Regions from separate parts of the Homo sapiens genome. Here region 2 is linked to region 1. The links are chromatin contacts, found by Hi-C or POLR2A ChIA-PET in ENCODE. All regions are on one chromosome and are shown on one strand. Each heading gives the region's core, a stretch centred on a gene start or an enhancer-like site at or near the end of the contact. The rest is flanking DNA. Distances are from core to core; before and after follow the strand shown.

Evidence for each region. Hi-C counts contacts between places; a loop is a spot of excess contacts on that map. ChIA-PET counts read pairs that join two places held with the same protein, here RNA polymerase II (POLR2A). Pooled maps may share reads with other maps.
Region 2: a loop to region 1 is called in a pooled map, with 5 times the contacts of the local background. The contact joins two enhancer-like sites. A Hi-C loop is called at or near these places in 1 of 37 single-sample maps with no recorded cell type and 10 of 50 pooled maps. POLR2A ChIA-PET finds 5 or more read pairs at or near these places in 1 of 52 experiments (WTC11).

What each region holds. Positions count from the first base shown.
Region 1 is chr11:35,074,739-35,081,355 of GRCh38, forward strand. No RefSeq gene overlaps it. Among named protein-coding and RNA genes, the nearest start is that of CD44-DT, 60 kb to the right of the region's middle. RefSeq lists an enhancer at 3,356-3,405. Within about 2 kb of position 3,098, at least 12 of the 41 ENCODE cell types and tissues checked have a DNase peak (open chromatin) inside an H3K27ac peak, as active enhancers do.
Region 2 is chr11:35,269,672-35,276,288 of GRCh38, forward strand. All of the region lies in intron 9 of SLC1A2 (solute carrier family 1 member 2), which reads right to left. Among named protein-coding and RNA genes, the nearest start is that of SLC1A2-AS1, 8.8 kb to the right of the region's middle. RefSeq lists an enhancer at 3,075-3,124. Within about 2 kb of position 2,945, at least 5 of the 41 ENCODE cell types and tissues checked have a DNase peak (open chromatin) inside an H3K27ac peak, as active enhancers do.

The DNA.
Region 1 (6,617 bases), core at 1,848-4,347:
ATGGGGTAGGGAACGGATGGGAAGACATGAGAGGGAGGGATTACTAAGGGGAATAAGGAAACTTTTAGGGTATATGGATATGTTCATTATCTTGAAGGTAGTGATTGTTTCATGGGTTTATACTTATGTCAGAATTTATCAGATTGTATGCTCTAAATATGTGCAGTCTATTGTATAATGATTATCCCAAATACACCTGTTAAAAAGTGTGTTAATAAAGTTTTGACCATTGATCACAATTATTACATAGCCATTTACCTCAATTCACCAGTATTTGCGGAGCACTGGTGTAATGCAATTAGCTATAATCAAACCACAAAATGGCAGTAATGTAAATATCTGATGGTTTTAGATTTTTTCCAAACTCATCATAATTAAATTGTAATAGTTGACTGGTTTGAAGGAGTTCAGATGACTCAAAACAGATTCTTCCTAGGAAGGTATAGAGAGTTTCAATTTACAGATATAATGGTTATTGAAAATCTGTTATAATGTAAGAAAATAAATTAAAAACATATTTTTTAAAATGAGGGAAGGACATCTCCAAAATTAAAAAATGAGCTCTCTGTATTTAAAATAGGATTTGGCTTACAAAGCCTTCAATTGCACTTAACTTTTGTGAGAAATATTTATCCCTTAAAAGGATGTGTAGTCAAAGTGGTCACACTGACCCAGAACAGTAGCCAATCAACATTATTTTTATAGATTTGTGTGGACTTGGTTTCAAAATTGTTGTTTTTTCCTAATTTAAAATTTTATTTTTGAAATTCATTCATTGGGTTCCAAAGTCCTGCCCTTGTGAATAAATGGATGTATTCATACACATATTTGGTTGTTTATAAAATCTGCTTTGCATTTTCACACCATTGCAATGTTGTTCTAAGGTCATAGAATTACTTTTAAGAACAACATTAATACAATTCATAATGTTGATTTTTCTTCATGCTAAAGTGCTTTACATGTATCCCTATAGCCGTGTACTAGCTGCCTTTGCCTGGTTACGGCAAAGTATATATATATATATATATATTTTTTTATTATACTTTAAGTTCTAGGGTACATGTGCACAACATGCAGGTTTGTTACATATGTATACATGTGCCATGTTGATGTGCTGCACCCATTAACTCATCATTTACATCAGGTATATCTCCTAATGCTATCCCTCCCCCCTCCCCCCACCCCACAACAGGCCCTGGTGTGTGATATTCTCCTTCCTGTGTCCAGGTGTTCTCATTGTTCAATTCCCATCTATGAGTGAGAACATGCATTGTTTGGTTTTTTGTCCTACTGCAAGGTATTTTTAATCATTTGAGAGAGAAGGGTTTTTCTTTAAATCCATAGCTATTATAAGGCAAACCATTCTCAGCACTGGTGGGTAGTTTCATGGACTTATTATGCAAAGGAAATCATATCAGCAGTGATGAGCAGTTGAAGATTTCTCAGGTAGAAGTACAAAGATGAGACAGAGTCAGTCCAAAGCATTGGCAACTAAGTCTCAAAGTAAGGTAGCATTTGTGGAAATAAAGGGGGTAGTGGATCCTAGCTATAGTGTGGAAACAAGTAGAAGTTGGCTTATTGAGTGTGCTCATCAGCAAGTCATGCAGGGACCTCAGAAGCTGGTAGAGGGAAGAGAAGAAAGCTTGGAACTGCCAAGCCCAAGATGAGGGTGCCAAGGCTGTAAAATAGGACTGGTCTCTGATGGAGTCATAGAGAGGCCATCAGCATCACATTAAGTAAACAATACGTGGCTCCTTGAGCTAATAGGCCAGCATCTATAACTAAGTGGAAACTTTTTGGCAAGAAAGGCAAGATCCCAGGCTCTTCTAGAACAGAGGTTAACAAACTTTGGCCTTTGGGCCAAACATAGCCCGTGACCTGTCACAGCTTTACTTGTTGATAAATAATGCTGTACAGAAGCACATGTCTGTTCACATGTTACAATGACAGAATTGAGGAGTTGTGACAGATACTGCAGGGTTTGCAAAGCCAAAAATATACTCTATCTAGCCCTTTGCAGAAAATGTTTGGCAACCTCTGTCCTAGAAGATGGTGAGGCTTGGAGGCAGTATTGTGTTTCCAAGTGATATGTTTATCATGGACTGAGGGAAACCACTGAAAAGAAGGAAATGGCAAGGTTTAGGCAGGATGTCAAGACCGTATCTGAATAGTCTAGAGTCCAAGACCCCAGGTGTAGGCAGAAACCAAAGCAAAAGATCTCTCCTATTGATTGGACAAACATGGGGAGGATTAAGGCAAGAATGAGGCTCATTAGGCTTGTGAAATCCAAGCGCACCTTATAATAGATATAGACAATTCCAAAGCAAGGACAGCAAGTCCAGTTTCAATGATTGGCTGATGGGTTTCAGCCAATGGTCAGTTTGAAATGCTCAGTGCTGAGTGGGGCTGGGAAGGCAGAGACTGCCCCGGGAGTAAGGAACTATTAAGTCCAAATAACCTGGATCTTTCTGCTAGACAATAAGAGGATGGCGCTATCCTCTCTACTTCCTGTTCAATATAGTAGCTCATCACACTCATCAACAAAAGGAATGCAATGGAAATTAAAATATCTCCCAGATATGGTTGTCAGATTTAGCAAATAAAAATACAGAACACCTAGTTAAATTTGAATTTCAGATACACAAAGAAAAAAATTTAATGTAAGTTTGTCTGAAATATTGCATTGGACATAATTATACTAAAATTATTTATTATTTGAAATTCTAATTTCAGTGAGAGTCCCGCATTTTGTCTGGCAACACAATTCCCCGGAAACTGGCCACCTTTGTGATAAATTATGATTAACAAAACAATGTTTTAACTTCTGGGGCAGTAAGAAATTTCTAGACCTCTGGTCCTTTTTGTTTCTCCCTCTGTCTACATACTTCCTTTCCCACCTCCTTTTATCTCCTCTCTATCACTTCCATTTCAAGGCTTGTCCAGGAGGGAGGACCAGTCACATCTGTCAATACTTCCAAGAATTATCATATGGCTTTAACTCTCATTGATTAAACCAGAGAAAGGCTGGAAACAGAGAAAGAAGAAGTCAACCTTCTTAAAGTGACTCACAGGAAGGAAACCTGGTGGACGGACAGTTTGACGATTGGTTTCTGACTCACTGGAGATTTCTTTGCTAGAGATATGCATCATTAATTTGGTATCAACAAACCATTGACATTTCCCGGGCAGTACACAGAATGCTGTCGTGGTAAAAACAGGTTTAGATTAACTGCTGGGCACTTCCTGGTTCCAAACATTAAATTAAAATGGAGATTTTTGGGTTTCATGGAAATCTCTGAGATAAAAAGCAGAAGACTCTGTGAGAACCACGCTCACAGTTTTCAGGCATCACCCCAGCACTATATTCTGTGAAGATGTTCTTGGGAAAGGTTCAAGAGAAGTCAAATCTGTGTAACTTGCTGTATGCTGTGGTCACAGTGGATAAACCTCACCTGCAGTGAAGAGGATGTGGGCAAAGATTATGCTCAGTGATGACTTTAGAAGCTTGGGCAATATGTAAAAAACACTTACAAAACATTAAACTGATGGGATTTTCATTATTCTTCCCTACCAATCATTCTCTAGTGACCTTTCCACCACTGTGACAGTATTGGAGGCACCCATGAGGATCTCCCTCTGAGAAAGAACTTGCTGTTCAGCTGCAAGGAGTGCAGTTAGTTTGCAGCCCCCAGCTGTTTGCACCTTAGCATTGTCTCATCTTTGAAGCTCAGGCCATCCTCTTCTTGGGCAGCCCCCAGAGAAGGGCTGAGCACAGAGGGGTTGCTATGGCTTGGCCATTTCTTTCAACATGGGGCTCCTCAAATGAGCAATATTTGTTTTCGAAATGCCCATGAAGTGAGCCAAAACTTTGTCAGGTCTGCACTGAGCTCTGAGGCTCATGCAGTCCAATCCTGTTTCCTCCCCATTTTGTCTTCATTTCCCAATGCAATTGATTCAATGATTGTGTCCCCTAAAATTCATATGTGGAAATCCTAACCTCCAAGGTGATGGTATGAGCAGGTGGGGACTTTGGGTGACAATTAGGTCATGAGTGTACAGCCCTCGTGAATGGGATCAGTGCCTTTATAAAAAAGAACCCCAGAGAGCTCTCTCACTCTTTCCACCATGGGAGGATACAATGAGAAGTTGGAATCTGCAACCCAGAAGAGGGCCCTGACCATAACCCAACCATGTTGGCACCCTGATCTTAGACTTCCACCTCCAGAACTGTGAAAAATAAACTTCTGTTGTTTCAGCCACCCAGTCTGTGATACTTTGTTACAGCAGCCAGAACTAACACACCCAAGAAACCTCTTGCTTTCCTAATTCTGCCTTCTTGGCCACTTCCCTGAGAGCACATCTGACACACTATCATGGCTTCAAGGAAGCAGGCAGAATGGGTGCCATTTTAACAAAAGAAAATAAATTTTATGGGGAAAGTTCTTACCAGAAAGGAAGGGGACAAAAGGTTAAGTTCAGTCCTTCCTGCCCAAGAGAGATTGTGAATGAGAAAGAAATAGAGGCAGAGTGTGACCTTCAAATATTAGGGTCTTGCCTCCACTCTTCCTTGGGGTCAAGCCTTGTTGGGGGCGGGCTATAGAAGCATTTAGAAAGGTATTAGGAACCTAAGAACATTGGGCAAGTGACATACTTTCCCACACATGGCCTGGAGGAGGCTGAAAGCACCTAGGAGAAGCCTCGTATTTGTCTTGGCACCATGTCTAACATGGCTTGAATGAGATAGTGCAGCATTAGCAGACAGAGGAACCTTCATAGACAGCAATGTGATGTTTCCCTATGTTTCTACAGGCCCCGGTAAAGGTCAGGGAAATTCAAGGGAGATTGCTGAAAATGTAGAGGCCTGAGGTTGGGAAGTGGAAGCCACTGAGATCAAGGACTTTGATTTCTAGGGACAATGACATTGTCAGTGTTCCACAGCTATGAATGCCATTGCATGCCAATGGAGGGCCTAAACCAGGATCACCTCAGGGGAACTAGCATAGGACCTGATTCCCACATGCATAGTCACATGGTAATGCCACTCCCACCAACCACAGAAACAGGTGCTAACGTTGGGGAACTTAAGGATGCTGGAAGAGACCAAGAGTCCCTGATTGTGTAAGTCTGGTCTTTTCCTCGTTTCTCCACAGGGTTAAGGGCGCACAGGGAAGATTTGATCAGTTACAGAAAACAAAGAAGCTGCATATTTTCGCACAGCTGAGAGTGTGTAAATCAATTAGTGACCCCACTGCATTTGAATAAAACAGCTTACATTTTGAATTTTAGTCCAAGCTATACAGTTAAGAGGGTCAAACTTAGGGTCTCTTAAGTCACATCTGAATAACAGCCACCTGAAGGGAACCTCCATGGGCAGACAAACTTATAGTCTCTCTGTGTGGTGAACGTTTGGCCTTTCTCTAGACCACATTTTCCAAGCAGTGGGAAATGAACTACTGGTGATAACCAAGATGATTTTAGGGGGTGTGTGGACACCATTAATTAACACTGAATACGCCCAAAGTATTTCCAGTTTCTATAAGTCCTGATGACATAAGAGAAAGTTTTTGTGGCACTCTGGTCTTCAACCTCTCTAAAACCTTCCAATTCCTGTCCTTCTCCTAGCATTTTGTTTTTCGGAGACAGGGTCTAGCTCTGTCACCCAGGTTGGAGTGTGGTGGCACCATCAGGGCTCACAGCAGCCTCAACTTCCCAGGCTCAAGTGATCCTCCCACCTCAGCCCCCTGAGTAGCTGGGACTACAGGCATGTGCCACCATGCCCAGCTAATTTTTTTTTGAATTTTAGTAGAGATGAGGTGTTACTATGTTGCCCAAGCTGGTCTCAAACTCCTGAGCTTAAGCGATCCTCCCACCTTGGCCTCCCAAAGAGTCAAGGAGTGATTAAAGGTGTGAGCTACAGTGAGCCACCGTGCCCAGCTCCAATTCCCCTTTTTGACAGTGAGATCAGACTTCAGAGATTCAGTAGCACCCCCCATCCCAATGCTGCCTCTATTCTCCATGCAGCAGCCAAAGTGACCCTCAAAGAGACGTCAAATCGTGTCCATTCTTCACTTAAGAAACTCTCATGGCTCCTCATTTAACTCAGAGGAAAAGCCCAGTGGCCCTCACGGCCCTCCCTGACCTGGCACTTCACACTCCAGCCTCCCCGCTTCCCACCCCCTCACTTACTGCTTCAGCCTCAGTGGACTCTTGATTGGTCTCAGAATGTTCTTTCCCCAGACACCATGACAGCTCACATCCTCTTCTGTCAAGACTTAACCCAGATGCCACCTTCAATGTGGGGGCTCCCCAGGTTATCCTGTCTTGGATTGCAAACCCTCTTCCACTCTATCTCTTGCTCTGCTTCATGTATATGTGTGTGGGCATAATATCGTTTACTTACTTGTATTTTTGTTGTTTAAATAAATGTGTGACTTTTCGTATGTTTATTGCGGCACTATTCACAATAGCAAAGACTTGGAACCAACCCAAATGTCCATCAATGATAGACTGGATTAAGAAAATGTGGCACATATACACCATGGAATACTATGCAGCCATAAAAAGGATTAGTTCATGTCCTTTGTAGGGACATGGATGAAGCTGGAAACCATCATTCT
Region 2 (6,617 bases), core at 1,695-4,194, 190 kb after region 1:
TTTCTGAGTAAGTTTTCCCCACATTTTTTCTTTTTACCACCACATCTCTTCCATGCCATCAAATCTCCTTGAATTTGAAAAAGAACTCTGGCCAATGAAATAGCCATTAAGACAGGAATGGATGGAAGACAGAGTTGTATAGAATAAAAGCAGACTGGCCGGATGCAGTGGCTCACGCCTGCAATCCCAGCACTTTGGGAGGCTGAGGTGGGTGGATTACTTGAGGTCAGGAGTGCAAGACCACCCTGGTCTCTACTAAACCCAGTCTCTACTAAAAATACAAAAATTAGCCAGGCGTGGTGGTGCACGCCTGTAATCCCAGCTACTCGGGAGGCTGAGATAGGAGAATCGTTTGAGCCCGGTAGGCAGAGGCTGCAGTGAGTCAAGATTGTGCCATTGCACTCCAGCCTGGGCCATAGAGCAAGACTCTGTCTCAAAAATGAATGAAAGAATATTTTAAAATGAATTTTTAAAAAACAATAAAAGCAGATTGATGCTTTTATTCTTTTGATGCAAAATCAAGATGCAAAGGGCCCTGGACCTTGGGTGAGAACACTAACCCAGGGCTTCTGATTCCCATTTGAGCAAATAACTTTTCACCTGAGCAAGGGAATGAGGCTAATCCCAACCTCACAGGAGGTTGTACTAAGCGGAATAAGAGAAATACTAGACATCCTTTAAGTACTCATTGTAGGTTACAGGCATACATGAGCAAGAAAATGTTCCTTTTCTTACACCTGTTAATAGCTAAGTAGAAAGAAGAAAACATCAACTCTAATAGTTTGAGTTCTTTGTTAGTGAATTTATTTATTCAACAGATGTTTAATAAGCATCTTAGAGTGTGTAAGGGCACTATGCCAATTGCTTAGGCAGCAAAAATCCTTCTTAAACTCCCTTTTCCCCAAGAACCCACGTACTGTTTATTTGTCTACCTCCTCCACTAGAGTGAGATAAATGTTCAAAAAGAAATGAGTACAGAGTGCTACAGGGTCATGTAGGTAGAACACTATCACACTTGGGTCATAAGAAAAGCTTTAAGTAGAAGTGTCTTGAGTTGGGCCCTAAGGATAAGTCCAAGAAAATGAGATAGAGAGAGGAAAGAAATAATATGCATGAAATCTAAGAGGTAGGAACACTTAGATGAATTCAGGATGGCTAACAAGTATAGTGAGAGACGCAGAAAGTAAGAATTAACCAAATCATGTATGGCCTTATCAGCCAAGTTCAGGAGTTAGTCTTTATCTCAAGTGTAATGAAGAGCCATTGAAAGAAAAGATCATGTTTGTTCCATTGTGAAGAACGAACTAAAAAATCATAAGCCTGAAAGAGTGAAATCCAGTTAGTGAGGATATGATGGGTTTGGAGAAAGATGGATTTGAGCAAGACTCAGGAGACAGAATTATAGGACTTGAAGACTGATTGGTTATAGGGAATAAAAAAGAGTCAAAGATTCCTCTCAGGTTTCTGGTTTGGGCAACCAGTAGACAATGTAACCATATGTAGGGAGCATGGTCAGTTGGAGCGGGAAAGATTCTGGCTTTGGTTTGGACACGTTGAGGGTGAAGCATGTGACTCAGTTATGAGCAGATGCCCCACAGATGGCTGGTAATATAGACTGATGGTCAGGAGACACATCTGTGATGCAGGTGATAATAGGACTCATCCCATAGAGAAGGCTGAGGATGCCACCGAGGTGCTTAATTAACCCTTGGAGAGAATGCAGAGTGTAAAAAGCAGACAGTCTAGGCTGGAACACTAAGGTCAACCAACTTTTAATGAATGGGCAAGATAAGAGCCTGCAAAAGTTAAAGGAAACTAGAAGAGTTTGTCATTTTGTAAGTAAATGGAAGTATGCTTCAAAATAAGGGTATGGCAAACAACCCTAATTATTATCTAGGGATCAGGTGAGATGAGGGTAAGACGTTTCTCTGGGAGGCTGAGGTGGGTGGATCATGAGGTCAGGTGTTTGAGATCAGCCTGGCCAGCACGGTGAAACCCCATCTCTACTAAAAATGCAAAAAATTAGCCGGGTGTGGTGTCGTGCACCTGTAATCCCAGCTGCTCTGGAGGCTGAGGTGGGAGAATCGCTTGGGCCTGAGAGACGAAGGTTGCAGTGAGCCATGATAGCGCCACTGCACTCCAGCCTGGGCAACAGAGCGAGACTCCATCTTAAAAAAGAAGATTCTTTTGGTTTTAACAACAAAGAGGTCACTATTGGCCTGGCAAGAGCAGTTTCAATACAGAGGTAGTGATAGAAGCCAGCTCACTATAGGTAAAAAATGGAAAGTGAAGTGAAGAAATGGAGACATTATGTATAATCAGCTTATTCAAGATGATTGATTGAGAAAGGAAGGAGAGGAAATGGCAGATGGAAATGGAAAGGAGATCAAATTTGTGTTTTGTTTTAAGAGGTAGAATATTTGAACATGTTTAAATCAAAATGAGAAGAGGTTGGTGGGGAAGAAGTAACTGAAGATACAGAGAAGAGGGAATAATTGATGAAGTTAGGTTCCTAGAGAGATCAGAGAGGATGGAAGTCCAGAGTGGAGATAAAGGCCATTTCCTTTGGTGGAGGGACTGTATTCCATCAATACAGAAGGGAAGGAGTAAAAGGTAAGATTATGAAAATAGGTTTCTAAGTGAGAAGGCAGGACGTTAAAGGGGATCTGTTAAACAGAAAGCTGTCAATTTGGATTAAACTAGAATACAGAGCCCTCTCATGCCAGGTTTCTCTGCCACAAGGCATTCTGGGAAGATTCCCAGGATGCCCAGCCAGGAGGTAGGTCATGGCTGCTCTGCATGGGTCTTCCTTTCTGAAAATGCTGCAAGGCAGAACACCCTTGAGGCTGCCAGGGGAATGTCTGACCAACTCTGGGGAAGTTTAACTGGGGCCCAAGGCAGGACATGGGAGTTTGTGGTTCATGTGTGGAAAGTTTCTTCACAGGCAGAGTTTCATTTTCTCTCACAATCATCCCTCACCACTCAGGAAACCCTGTCTTTCGCGTTGCCCTCAAGAGCTTTAAGGCTTGGTAAAAGACAACTTTTAGAGTGTGTGACACCATCTTTGGGTCTGGACGCTGTGTGTCAGGACTGCAAGAAGGGGATGAAGATGAAAGCAGATCTTGCATTTCATGGGTTTTCTACAGATGACACGGCTATGCTTTAGAGGTCACCAGGAACCAAAAATGAGAGAGGGGCTTGACCGAGTTACTTCACACTGAGTCACTGGGTCTGGTTCACTGAAAGAAAAACAAGTACCAAGGTACTCTCTCTCATCTTCATCTCTCAGTCTAAATCCTCCAACAGGGAAATGTGAAATCGTCTGGAACTCCTGGTTCACAGAGAAGAACAGGGCTGAGGGAGCTGTCACCCACAATTCATCTGGTGTCTTGCATTGGATTGAACCATATGAAATTGCCATTTATTTCCATATAAAAAGGTCAAATATTGGCAATTTCATATGGTTCAACTTAATATTGATAGAAACAAAACATAGCACCTGCCTCTCAGGATGCATGGTGCGAAGGGACTGTCTTTAGGGGCAGGGTGTGGAAGAGGGGTCACTTGAGGCCCCAAACCCGAGGAAGGCTGGCACAGCTCTGGGCATTCAAGGGCTAAAGTCACATGGGGTTAGGGAAGAAAAGGAGATCCACGTAAGCATTGGCTAAGAGCGTGAAGTCCGGATACCAGCCTGGATGACACTCCCAGCTCAAGCATTAAAGATTTCTTAGCCTGTCCTGCTCAGCTTTCTCATTCGTAACATATGGAGAGGGATACTCACCTGCAAGCATGTTGAGAAGATAATAACTGCTAACATGTATTGAGTGCTTGTCAACCAAGAGGTCCTCCACCAAGGCTGTTTTATATAAAAGGCTTATATGACCCAGAAGAAGCTTCTCATTATATTACCATTTTTAGTCCAGGTGAAAAGGGGATCAGAGCATTTTCTCTTTTATTCCTCCCTACACCTTATCCATTTCTTTTTGCACCTAGGAGGCTCCATTGGGATTTCTTGACCCCATTACTAGACTATAAGCTCCTTGAGGACTGAGACTATGTTTCATTTACTTATGGCACAGGCTGGGCAGGGGAGAATGGGGAGGCTGGTATGTGGAAGGGGCAGGACCAGGATGGATTGTGAATTTAAGACTTGAAAGCAGATTAGCTCTAGAGACACAATTGGTTTTTGTTTAGTAAAACATCTGGTTAGATATTTTCGTGGTAAAAAGTCAGGATGCAGGCCATGATCTAGCAGGATGAGGAGAGAGGCACAGAGAGCTCAGATTACTTTACAGATGAAAAGGAGAGGGGTGTCCAGAGAGCTGGGGAAATATTCAAAGATGGAGAACAAGGAGTCCCAAGGGGAAATTCCCAGGGGTGGGGAATACTAAAAGATTTTTTAGAAAAGGAGATGCCTAACATTACATTTTTATTTTATGTCTGTGCTACCTGAAATTATTAACAGTGAAATAACACTTGAGATTCAACAGTCGATGAAGGGGAGACGACTTCTTTTTCATTTTATTACTCTTTTGAACTTTGTCCTTCCCTTTGCTATGAACATGCATTTATTTTGTGATATATCAAAAAATGATTTTGCTGCGCAGAACTATAGCCCTGCCCCATCCCGCCTTGATCTGCAATTATGCTGCCTCAAGTCAGAGAAACTTTGGTGAGAGAGGAAAGGACTTAGTGGAAAAGGGGCCACATTCCATGGGGAGGTTGATGTAGACCGGAGATAAGATGTAAAAAAGAGAATTCAGTGGAAGTGGGAAATCAAAGCAAAAGACTAAGATAGACATAAGCCCCTAAAATCTTCAAAGAAAAGGTTAACGTAGGAATTAGTTTTGTTTTCCACCAGCCATGAGTGGAGGGTCAGTTAGTTAAGTTTGTGTGTGTGTGTGTGTGCATGTGCATGTGTGTGTCTCAAATTTTTAAAACAGCAGAACTCAGATGAGCATGCTTGGAACACCCAAGGATATCTAGATCATCTGGGTTTGAACCCCAATTCAGCCAGTTAATATCCACTAAATTGGGATAAGTTACTTCTCTCTGAACCTGTTTTCTCAACTGTAAAACAATGATAATACTATTAGTTGCTTCATAATCTGCTGTGACTTTCAAACGAGCCCATGTAAAGTGCTTAGAACAATATCTAACACTTAAGGAGCACTCACTAAGTATTAGCTATTTGCATCCTGTATCTTTTCAATCTATTTTTTTGAAAGGATGCATCAACTGTCAAGAGTTAACTCAAAAAAAAGTAGAGGTGCTCATATACCCACAATCAGAAACTCCTGTTTTCCTTCTCCGTCTCTAGTTCATTGCTTCTGGAAGGGAGAGTCCCTGGAGATTGCATCATCAGAATCACCTGGGAACTTGCTAGAAATGTCAATTCTCCAGCCCCACCTCAGATATATCTCTGGGAGATTTTGGTGCATGCTCGAGTTTGAGAATGAATGCTCTATTCTCTCCAGAGAGGAATGCTGTTGGGAGGAGCTTCAGAGCCCTCCTGGAGGGTGGAGGCTCTTTGAGGTCTTCCTTCTAAGTGCCGTCTCAACTATATTCCCCAATTAGCACATGTGAGCCCAGAAAAGATCTCACTAGCAGAGTCTTATGTGAGAATTAGGCCATAGGTCCACTCGGATTTCACTTTATTTTGATTTTCCTTTTCCTACCTGTAGCCAGACACAGTTATTTATTACCTCTTCCTGGTATTGGCTCCCATTTACCACTCCATCCTGCCTCCTTCAGAGACACTGGGGTGTCAGCAAGGTCTCTTATAAATATCTGCCAAGGGCTCCTGACGCAAAGGGCTTCCTGGACCCAGGGGAAGGTTCTGGTTTTAAACAGTCCCACCCATCCAGTGCTCTGGGACTCGGCATTTTTCAGGGCTCCAGAATCTTGGTTTTCACCATGACATTTACAGAGCAGCTAAGCCTGCCTGTTGAAAACCATCCAGGGCTTAGAGGGCAGTAATGAGGCTGGCTGGTCTCCAGCAGTTGGCAAACACTGTGACACATTAAATGTCACTGTAGGCTTTGTTTGGTTTTAAATTGAAAAATTGCTAGAGTTATGAAAGCTTACAAACCTTGGCTAAAGAGGTGAAGTTTCCCCCTTTTCTTTTTCTCTGCTTTTCCTCCACAGACTACTTATCTAGGGAATGGCCAGTTGCACCCCATCTCATCTTAGCCCCCACCACCACTTACACACTAATGAGCACCCAATAGTCACAGAGCTCACAACCAAGAGCTAGTTTCCAGAACTCCTCTTGCTGGTGAGAAAGAATGTGCCACCATTACTAATTCAAAGCAGATCTGACCTAGCTACAAACAGCTACACACATTTTCCCAGGATCCTCTACCCTTCCTTTTTCTTTTCCTCTTAAAAGGAATGCTCGTGCTTATTTGTATACAAACATTCATCCCCAGCAGAATTCTACTCTAGGTCTTAAAACTAGAAGGGCACTCAAAGGCATTGAACCTAGACTCTTGCTTCCAACCTGATATGTTATTGCCCCATTTTACACATGATGTAGCTGAGGCTCAGAAAGTCACTTGCCCAAGGTCCTTTAGATAGTAAGTGCAGAGCTCAGACTGAGGGCTCCTGCCTCTTAG